Linked DNA regions of Homo sapiens: region 2 is linked to region 1. Evidence: chromatin loops called from intact Hi-C (ENCODE). Cell type or tissue: mammary epithelial cell. All regions are shown on one strand. Links, peaks and the distances in the headings refer to the core of each region. The heading gives the core; the rest is flanking DNA. Region 1 has its middle 37 kb from the start of SYCE1L. Region 2 overlaps ADAMTS18 (ADAM metallopeptidase with thrombospondin type 1 motif 18).

Region 1 (5,387 bases), core at 173-5,172:
ACATGCTCCACATTCAGGCCACTCTCATAACCACAAAGATAATGGGAAAATAGAGCAGGAAAATACTTTGATATACTTAATTTCTGTGAAAAAAACAGGATGTTTTTCTGATGTCTGTTTCTTGGAGACAAGTAATTGTTCATCTCATTATCGCCTCAGACGAGAAACAAAGCAAATAAGAAATGAGATCGTTCTAATCCTTCTATATTTTTGCCCAAATCTTAAGCCACAGAGTAAATAAGATTCTCGGGTATGGATGAAAATAGGGCTACTTTGTCAAAAGTGGAGTATAAAAAAGAGATGCTTTCTCACAGATGAGAAAGAGCTTCCTCTGGGTTGGGAAGGGAGTGAGGGAGGAGAGAAGCCCTGGACTTGGACGAGGAGTCCCAGGTTTATGCGGTGTTTACAAAGAAGTTGCAGGACTGAAAGGGACGTGCCCAGTGGCATATTTATACAAACATGGGATTGGCAAAGAGGCTCCCCCCCCAGCCCCCCCCACCCACATCCTGCGCACACCATGGAAATGGCCAAGGACCTCTTGAAAGGTCCAGAATTCACAGATCTCTCAAAAATCACCTGGTAGAATAGCTGGCCAAGAACCAAACGAACCTCCACACTGTAACTCCTAACATCACCCTTAGAGGTTATGTCAGAGGCCTTTGAACCAGAGCGACTCCATCTTGAATAGGGGCTGGGTAAAATAAGGCTGAGACTTTGCTGGGTTGTATTCCCAGGAGGTTAGGCATTTTAAGTCACAGGATGAGATTAGGAGGTCAAACATCACAAACACCTTCCTGATAAAACAGCTTGCAGTAAAGAAGCTGGCCACACCCACCAAAACCAAGATGACAATGAAAGTGACCTCTGGTCGTCCTCACTGCTCATTATACATTAATTACAATGCATTGCCATACTAAAACACACTCCTACCAATGCCATCACAGTTTACAAATGCTATGGCAATGTCAGGGAGTTACCTTATATGGACTAAAAACGGGAGGAAACCTCAGTTCTGGGAATTGCCTACACCTTACCCAAAAAACTCATGAATAATCCACCCCATGTTTAGCATGTAATCAAGAAGTAACACTAAGTCTGAGCAGCTGAGCGGCCCAAGCCGCTGCTCTGCCTATGGAGTAGCCGTTCTTTATTCCTTTACTTTCCTGATAAACTTGCTTTCGCTTTATGGATTCACCTCTAATTCTTTCCCGCGGGAGACTCAAGAACCCTCTCTTGGGTCTGGATCAGGACCCCTCTCCGGTAACAGTTGGAGCATATAATTACCACCCACCTGTCAAAATGTGGGCCACCCGAAAATAAGTTAGTTATAAAAATTAAAGCTGATATGGTTTGGATTTGTATTCCCACCCAAATCTCCAATGTCGAATTGGGGGAGGGGCCTGGTGGGAGGTGATTGGATCTTGCACGTCAGCGTCCCCCTTGCTGTTCTCACGATACTGAGTTCTCAGGAGATCTAATCCTTTAAACGTGTGTGGCACCTCCCCCTTCTTACTCACTCTCCTGCTCTGCCCTGGTAAGACGCCCCAGTAAGACGATGCTTGCTTCCCCTTCGCCTTCTGCCATGATTTTAAGTTTCCTGAAGCCTCTCAGCCATGCTTCCAGTTAAGCCTGCGGAACTGTGAGTCAGTGAAACCTCTTTTTTTCATAAGTTACCCCGTCTCAGATAGTTCCTTGTAACAATGGGAGAACGGACTATACAAAGAGTGCAGCTTTTTTCACACCTGTGTGGACTGAGATTAATACTGTCTACATATACATGGCAGGTGTCTTCATTTTAACCTAGGAGGATGTTTGAGGAATGATTTACACAGGTTTCCCTTGGGAAGACAGGATGAGGAGACATTTTCTTCATTTCATGCCATTTCCTTTAAATTAATACATGTTAAGCCTTTAAATAATTTTTTTAAAGCCAAAAGGAGAGGATTATGAGCTGCTTTTTGTTTTTAGTATTTATGTGTTTAATTTGTTCTATAAGTACACACAAAGCCAAGTGAAAAGGTTCCAATAGAGGTTTGGGTGTGAGGCTTTAAGTGGCTTCTATTTTGCAAGGTTTCTATGAGGTTAAACAGTAAATATAACAGTATATATTGCTTTAGAATACATATTTGTTTCCATGCATAAATAACATGGAAAAATTACTTTCTGGTAAAGTTGCTTAATTCCTACCACTGACAACAACATCTTCACATAATTTGCTTCAGAATCATGTAGGGGCCTCAAAGACCAGAAAGAAAACAAGCAGCACAGGGTGGTTTGTAAAGTGCAGCAGGGTGGGTACCGTGGCTCATGCCTGTAATCCCAGCAGTTTTGGAGGCTGATGCAGGAGAATCCTTTGAGGCCAGGAGTTTTAGACCAGCCTGGGCGACACAGTGAGACCCTCACCCCCACCACCTCTGCAAAATATATTTTTAAAATTAGCTGGGCGTGGTGGGTGCACCTGTGGTTCCCGCTATTCAAGAGGTTGAGGCATCAGGATCACTTGAGTCCAGGGAGGTCCAGGCTGCAGTGAGCTGTGATTGTGCCACTGCACTCAAGCCTGCGTGACAGAGCAAGACCCTGTCTCAAAAAAACAAAATCGCAAAACAACAACAAAAAAACCCAACCACCCCCTCGCCAAACATACAAAAGTGCAGTGGTAAAGATTTGTGTAGGGGAAGGCGGGCCCAGAGGATGTTTTGAAGTCATCAGGGGCTCTGCTGGCAGCCAACTAGTCTTTCCTGTGTGTTTTCATGCCTTCCAAAAGTGGACCCTGGGAATTCGGGCGAAAGTGGCCCAGTCCTTGTGGCTCCTAGCCTAGAACGCTGAATAGTCTGGAGATTTGCTGAAAGCGACTCTCACCAGGAGATGGCAGCGTCGGCTCAGAGATGCTCCAAGCGGTCCCAACCGCCTTGTGACGCCATGCAATATGTTCAGGGCACACCAGAGGGCGCTACGGCTTCGCGGCTGGGCACTGAGCCGGGCTGGCTCCGAGGCTTTCTTTGCGGAGCCTCCTGTCTCTGCTCCCCGACCCACATGTGCACCTACTAACCAAGAGCGCCCTGTTACTGTCCACGTAGGTGTGACTGCTCTGCGTAGACACACACCGCCCCCAAGCTGAGGCAAGGCCACTGAGCCACCAATTCCAAGCAAGGTTCAGAAGGAGCTGCCATCTTTTTAGCACCTCTTTTAGACTTAAGCCACCGAGGGGGAAAAAGCAAAGAACTAGGACGAGTTGCATGCATGCTTCAGTATACTCAGCACAGATGCGCACACTAAAAGATCATATCTATCCACATAGATGTGTAGTTTAACATAAGAAAGTAACTTTATCCTTTACCCCGCCCGCTTAATACTCTAGGTGATTGATTTACAGGGTGGTAGAAAAGAGATGCAATCCCAAATTTGTCTAATTCTAAATCATCCCTTCTTGTTAAAGCCTTCACTCCCCCCTGCAACGCTGGAACAAGAGAAAATTCATTCGAAAATTAAATTCAGTGTCACTTGTAATTTATTTTTTTTTATGGGGTCTTGCTCTGTTGCCCAAGCAGGAGGGTAGTGGCACGATTTTGGTTCACTGCAGTCTCGACCTCCTGGGTTCAAGTGATCCTCCTCCCTCAACCCCCAAGTAGCTGGGACCACAGGCACACACCACCATGCCCCGCTAATTTATTTATTTTTATTTTTATTTTTTGTAGAGACAGAACCTCACCATGTTGCCCAGGCTGGTCTCAAACTCCTGGGCTTAAGTGATCCGCCTGCCTCGCCCTCCCAAAGTGTTGGAATTACAGGCGTGAGCCACTGTGCCTGGCCTTTTTTTTTAATTTTCCAAACAGATCACTATTGCACTAAATAATTTTACCAACTGCTAAATAGAAGCTTTTCTACCAAAAGCAAGTTCTGGTTAAGTGAAATATAATATGGAATTCTGGCCTCGTGTAGAGTCTCAGGAGCATCGCATATTACAGTCTTTTGTAATCACAATAGCACCTAGAAAGTCCAATTACCATATACATTCTAAAGCAAGGCTAAGGCCTCACAGCTTGTAATCCCAGCATTTTAGGAGGCCGAGGCAAGTGGATCGCTTCAGGCCAGGAGTTTGAGACCAGCCTGGGCAACATAGGGAGACCTTGTCTCTACGAAAATTAAAAAATTAGCTGAGTGTGGTGGTACACGACTGTAGTCCCAGTTATTCGGGAGGCAAAAGCTGGGGAGAAAGGATCACTCGGGCCCAGGAGGTTGAGGCTGCAGTGAGACAAGACCCTGTCGCTGAACTCTAGCCTGGGCAACAGGGTGAGACTCTCTCTCAAAAGGAAAATAAAATAGAACAAGAGTAGATGAAACATGCTGTGCTTGTTCCCTAAAATGTTAATAAGTAAAACAAAGTGCATGTTGTCAGGTCGAGGTGAGATGTGAATGAGTGCTGACCCAGGAGTCTTTTTCACACAGATGACTGCTGGCTGCAAGGCCTTTATAATCAGCAAAACAAAGCTATCTGGTAAATCAACATGAGCTGAAAGTGACATTAACAAAAGAAAAAAGATTGAAGCCATGAATGTAACAATTTTTCTCTAACCTGCCTTGGTCAGACCACTCTTGGTGGTGCTGAGCTTTTGATGCTACACTTTGAAGGTGTTTTGAGTGACTGAAAAATTGTCAGGAGAAGGCTCTGGATGGTCAAGTACTACCCCAGGCCAGATGTTCCCAGGGCCCTCAGCTGTTTTTTATACTGTAGGCTGAAGAAGAGATGACTTACAGAGAGCATTGCACCTGTATTCAAATACGCACATACTCGGGGGAGGTTTGAAGGGCTCTTAGTGATCAGATGTAGACCTATGAACAGAAGATAGACACAGAGGTGGAGCATATATCCTTTAAGGAGAAACATTGTCACACACAGCATGATCCTGTAGTGAAACGGGTAGCCTGGTTAAGGGATCAGTAAACACGTGAAGGACTCATGAGATATTAACACATAAGAAGGAAATTCTTTCCACGGATGGTACGTGCTAAAGTAGATGCTGGGAGTATGACAGTGACCGAGGCAGGCTCTGTCCTTGCCTTCCCAGGGCTTCGGACTGATGGGAAAAACAGGCATTACAAGCATGGGTGCGTGAAATGTAGTATAACTGCGGAAGTCAGAGAATAATTCCCAGGGGAAGATTGTCTAATCTGTGACCTGCAAAGTGAGTGAATAGGAGTGACTTAGATAAAGAGAGTGGGAGAAAGAGGATTTTCCCATGGGAATAATCTGCCTTCCCAAACACAAAGGTATCTGTGACTTCCTATACACATGTGACTTTTCCAAAACACCAAGAAAGATGTCCTAACAAACTATCCCAAAGTTTTGTGATTGAAAACCACGATCATGTATTTGTTGATGATTCTGA
Region 2 (5,387 bases), core at 67-5,066, 120 kb after region 1:
TTTAACATGCTTGAACCCCTTTATTGAAGGCTATTAAATCTTGACCATTACTGTTATCTTTCAGATGTATTATATGAGAAAACTTTAATTTGTTTCATCACAGAAGGGTCTAGTAATTATAGAAGAAAAACTTTAGGTGGTCTACTGTCTAGAAATCATGCACATTATACCTGAAGAATTCTCAAATTTCCTGACAGGAAGAATAAATGTGACATTAATGTGCATACCCACATAGGATACATACCATAAAGACAAAGCTTACTTCAGGCGATGTTAAAGTGGTAGAAGATGGGGAAATAAGAGTCTTTGATCTTCTCTAAAAAATTCAGCACAGAGAAAAGTCTTTTCTGAAATTTTTTTTTTTTTTTTTTTTTTTAGGGATGCAGAGGACGGAAGGATATAAATATGAATTTCATCATTAATTTAAATTGTTCTTAATCTCATTATTTAAAAGAATAAAACTTGTGTCTTAGACCATATATTTATAAGGCAGATATGACTCCTATGTAAATAAATGTTATCCTGATATAATTTCATTTATAGAGTTCGCCTTTGAAAGTAGTCTATACCAAATAAATATGTTACGATAAAAGATATGACTTTTTTTGTGACCCATGTCTATAATATGGCCATTTTTCCAGCATTCCTTCCACTTTGTCAGGAAAATAGTAGCAGGGCAACTGTATGCTATCCTATCAGTGACTTCCTTAGGTATTCAGAGGTGACCACTCAAAAATAGGTATTGACTAACGTCAATGTATACTCAGTGAAAGCATTTTCTTATCCTCAGCTTTTCCCAATTTAATTCTTCTTCTCACCTAACCAAGACGTTAAGGGGATTTCTTTGGGAGACACCCTTTCTAAATATATTTGTGAAAGTAAAAAACAGAAAGAAACCTATAAATAAAGCACGAGAAGAAACAGCAAGAATCCCAGAAACAGAGATGGGGTAGGAGAGATTGAAGCCATTACGCTAGAGGAAAAGAACTTACTTAGAACTTCAGTGGAATTTTATGTGCGTAAGAAAATCAAGTCGGAATTTAATTTTGAACTTAACAATCTTAAATTTAATTTAATAGCATTTTAGAAGATGATAACATATTTTCTTTAGCACATGCCAAATGCCATATAAATATCTCAGGAATTGTCTGTTTCAGAACTTCTTAAGTCCATGTTATTTAGAACTTAGGTATGTATTTTATTTTACCATCTGTCCTTCCCCCAACCTCTGACTTCTCTCCTGAATCCTACCTGAAGAATATGTTCTGCTTTTCCTTATCTAAAATGTTGGATTTTGATTTTGGATAATTTTAACACATATGCAAAGATAATGAAATTTTTCAATGACCAGTATTTTGAAAAGTGACACCTGTTCGGTTGGACTTCATGCTGGTAAAACAAACTTAGACATACATTTGATATGCACACATATTTTGTTTCCTGCTTTGTATGAGAAGCATTGTTCTTAGTGAGCATTTTCGCTTCTCCATTTACAATTTTAAAAATTGGCTTATTCATATCTAGGAAAGTGTGCATGTGTGTCTAAATGTGTGTGTGTGTGTATAATAATGTTGGAAATTTGTTGGATAACAATAACAACAATGATCAAGGTTTAAATTTCCTAAAGATAATAAATGTAGCTCATAGAAGATACTGGCACTGTCCGGGCGTGGTGGCTCACACCTGTAATCTCAGCACTTTGGGAAACCGAGGTCGGCAGATCACCTGTAGTCAGCATGACCAACATGGTGAAACCTCATCTGTACTAAAACTATAAAAATTAGCCAGGCATGGTAGTGGGCACTGGTAATCCCAGCTACTCAGGAGGCAGAGGCAGGAGAATCACTTGAACCCGGGAGGCGGAGGTTGCAGCGAGCCGAGATCGTGCCACTGCACTCCAGCCGGGGCGACAGACGGAGACTCTGTCTCAAAAAAAGAAAAAAGATAGCAGCACCAACATATAAAAATACCAACTATGGTTACTGAATGATGTTTGCTTTTAAGTCAAAAATTAACTAGATGCTTTGAAAATATATGAGTTATTTCCTGTATGTTGAATAAAATATACACACAAGTACACACACACAAACATCCTAAACTGGTATATCTGAAGAGTACTACACATTGAAATAATTATTTTGTAAAGTATTATACTTGTTCCAATGCAGCTGCTATTGCTCTAATGTTTGAAAATTCTCTATAGCGTTGTCTCCATCATAAAAGGAAGATTTAGTGACACCAATCAAAAGAATATTAAGTACATGCAATGTTGCCAACTAAAAGAATATTCAGTACATGCAGCAAAAGTTTTTTTAAAAAGCAGCATGCCATTATACTTTGGGAATTAATTTTTCTCCATGATTACTTCCTGTGCATAAAGAATCAGCTAGAAGTGTCTTCATTGCTGCAAAACATGAACAAAAATAAACAAATGCCTAGCAGCCCAGAGACCCCATCTGTGCACACGAAGGAGTACTGTGTGGCTATTAAGTGCTGCTGTTTAAAGAGAATGAAATCAACAACAGCTAGCCTTTAGTGAGCCCTTTGTATAGTCAGAAACTATTCTAAGCTTTACACAAGACTGATCCTCTTTGTTCTGCCTAAGTCAACAACAACGGTTAGAGGAACACCAATGAATCACCCAACTAGTTTTCACATAAAGTAGTGGTTCAAAGAGGCACTTACTTGTGCCCTGACTCATGAGCGATGGTGAAGGCAAGGCCAAGTCCTGTGTCCTCATTGATGGTACAACTTCGGTACTTAGAGCACATTCCACTGATGGGGGCAAACCCTATTGAAAGAGCAGTTTCAAATGTGAATCCAAAGGTTGCACACACAGATACATGATGATGATTTATGTCCTCAAAATGTTCTACACAGTTTTAGTTTAATAGATCAATGCATTCAGTGTTTTTGGAAAAAAAAAAAAAAAAAGATCTATAGTTCTTTGTCCTGTGTAATGATAATGTATAAATGCAACATTTCCTATTTTCTTGCTTTTGTTACATATTGTTATCAATTGATCCTTGTAAGAGCCCTGTAAGGTCAGTATGAGTACTGTAATTCCCATTTTACATTTAGTTTAGTAAGTCACAGAATATTTATATGCCTTGTCTGAGTTTATCATTCAGGTCAGAGCAACGGATAGAATGATAGCAAAACCAATGCAAAATGCTCACTGAACAGTGGCATTAACGTCACAGCTCAGGGTGTATTTTCCAAGGAAAAACACATATCCTGGTCTTTTACTAGAGCAGAAAACATGAAAATGTCTAAGCAACATGTGCAGATTAAATTCATTTTTCTCTGGTTCTTTATAATGTGGTAAGTGCTTCTGTTCCCAAAGTTACTTCCCTCTAAGAGCCATTATAAAAGCATCCCGGCCAGCCCTTAAGTCTATCTTCAAATACAATACAGTGTGTGCGAACATCTTTCTTTCCAGTTTTGGGTCCTAATAATCAGTAGAACAAATCTATGTACCCATCTAATATTAAATGCATGCTTGTGAATGGATTGTACCCACTTCATTGTCAAGACGGAAGTGAGATCAGCTGGGAAATCTAATACAAAGGCACAAATAAGGGGTGGGATCATTATCATTACTACCATCGTCATCGTCACTAAATAAATGGTTGCAAATTCACACACTGTGCTATATGTCTATTATATATCTGTGTGTGTATGTATTTATAGCTTAGGAAACCAAAGCTCAGAGAGGTGAATTAACTTGTTCAAGATCTCAGAGTCATAAATTCTACACTCAGGAATCAACCACAGACATATGGGAAGTCAAAGCCCATGCCCTTTGCATTAGGACACACTGCTTAAAGTAAGTGACCTTTTCCACAGTTGATAGAATTTCTGGTGTTTTGTTTTTTCCAAGCCTTTTAGTACATTTTGGTCTCTGGATAACAGATAACACTGTCTGCTTCTCAGAATCTCTCTTGAAAACAATGCACTGGATTATCATATGTCACTTTGCACATTCCAAATTCAGAATATGAATGGATATATACCATCTTTCATTACAAAAACCCTTTCTATGGAACAATTCCCAAAATCATTGTGTTTTTGAAGACTGTGATTAATGGTTAATTGTTAAAATAAACTTATTTATAGGACATAACAGAGAAACTGCAGAGAATTTGAGAAACATAAAAAATAAAATTTCTGCCCTGGCACAGTGGCTCATGCCCGTAATCCCAGCACTCTGGGAGGCTGAGGTGGGTGGATCATTTGAGGTCAGGAGTTCGAGACCAGCCTGGCCAACATGGTGAAACCCGTCTCTACTAAAAATACAAAAATTAGCCAGGTGTGGTGGTGGGTGCCTGTAAACCCAGCTACTCTGGAGGCTGAGGCAGGAGAATCACTTGAACATGGGAGGCAGAGGTTGCAGTGAGCCGAAATCACGCCACTGCACTCCAGCCTGAGTGACAAGAACAAGACACCATCTCAAAAAAATAAAAAAAATTCATAAAGTTTTATTAAAACACATCTGCATTCATTTATTTACATATTACTTGTGGCTGCTTTTGAACAATACAGCTGAAATGACTAGCTGCCACAGAGACCTGTGGCCTGCATAGCTTAACATATTGACTGTCTGGCCCTTCACAGAGAAAGTTTGCTGACTCCTGATTTAGACAGCCATCCATCAACTTTTAAAAAATGTTGAATTCCTATTATGTGCAATGGAATATACTAGAATATAGTATAGATATAAAAGATGCAATTCTTGCTATCACTGTCTTGTACAAATATGGAAGAAATGAGTACTTCAAAGTCAAGTAACTTCTAAAAAAGGCACTGTTACCTAGTGGCACAGTTAGGTACCATGGAGCCCAGTAAAATCCTCTTCAGCTACCTGATTCTGTGGTCATGATGCTTACAGAATAACCTACAAGTTTCTAGTTAAATAATGTATCTCACACCTCAATGATCATCAGTAGGATCAATAAAGAAAAATACAAGCCAGGTGAGGTGGCTCATGCCTGTAGTCCCAGGACTTTGGGAGACCAAGGCGGGCGGAACACCTGAGGTCAGGAGTTCGAGACCAGCCTGGCCAACATGGTGGAAACCCGTCTCTACTAAAAATACAAAAATTAGCCAGGCATGGTGGCAGGTGCCTGTAATCCCAGCTACTTGGGAGGCTGAGGCAGAAGAATTGCTTGAACCCAGGAGGCGGAGGTTGTAGTGAACCGAGATTGTGCCATTACACTCCAGCCTGGGCAACAAGAGTGAAACTCCATCTCAAATTAAAAAAAATACAAAATGAATAAACTAAGTGGGCTCCCCACATTCTAAGTTCAGTTAAAAAGAACAATAGTCACCACAGGGTACATTAGGTTACTCCATAATTTAAATATTATGTCTGTTTATTAAGGAAC

What was found. A loop is a pair of places that touch in the nucleus more often than their neighbours do. Peaks named below come from ENCODE experiments on the same cell type or tissue, not always from the same donor. Only the 100,000 strongest peaks of a DNase experiment are listed, where the experiment ranks them.
Region 2: it touches region 1 in a loop (2.8-fold over the local background); 3 of 110 quality-filtered maps call a loop at or near these places.

Annotation. Positions count from the first base shown.
Region 1 is chr16:77,233,311-77,238,697 of GRCh38, forward strand. No RefSeq gene overlaps it. Among named protein-coding and RNA genes, the nearest start is that of SYCE1L, 37 kb to the left of the region's middle. In mammary epithelial cell, for the core only: a CTCF peak has its summit at 2,913 (motif pointing right); a DNase peak (open chromatin) is centred at 2,931.
Region 2 is chr16:77,356,633-77,362,019 of GRCh38, forward strand. It overlaps ADAMTS18 (ADAM metallopeptidase with thrombospondin type 1 motif 18), which reads right to left. Exons shown (of 23, transcript NM_199355.4): 8 at 2,686-2,791. Among named protein-coding and RNA genes, the nearest start is that of ADAMTS18, 76 kb to the right of the region's middle. In mammary epithelial cell, for the core only: no CTCF peak of the experiment used is centred there; a DNase peak (open chromatin) is centred at 2,649.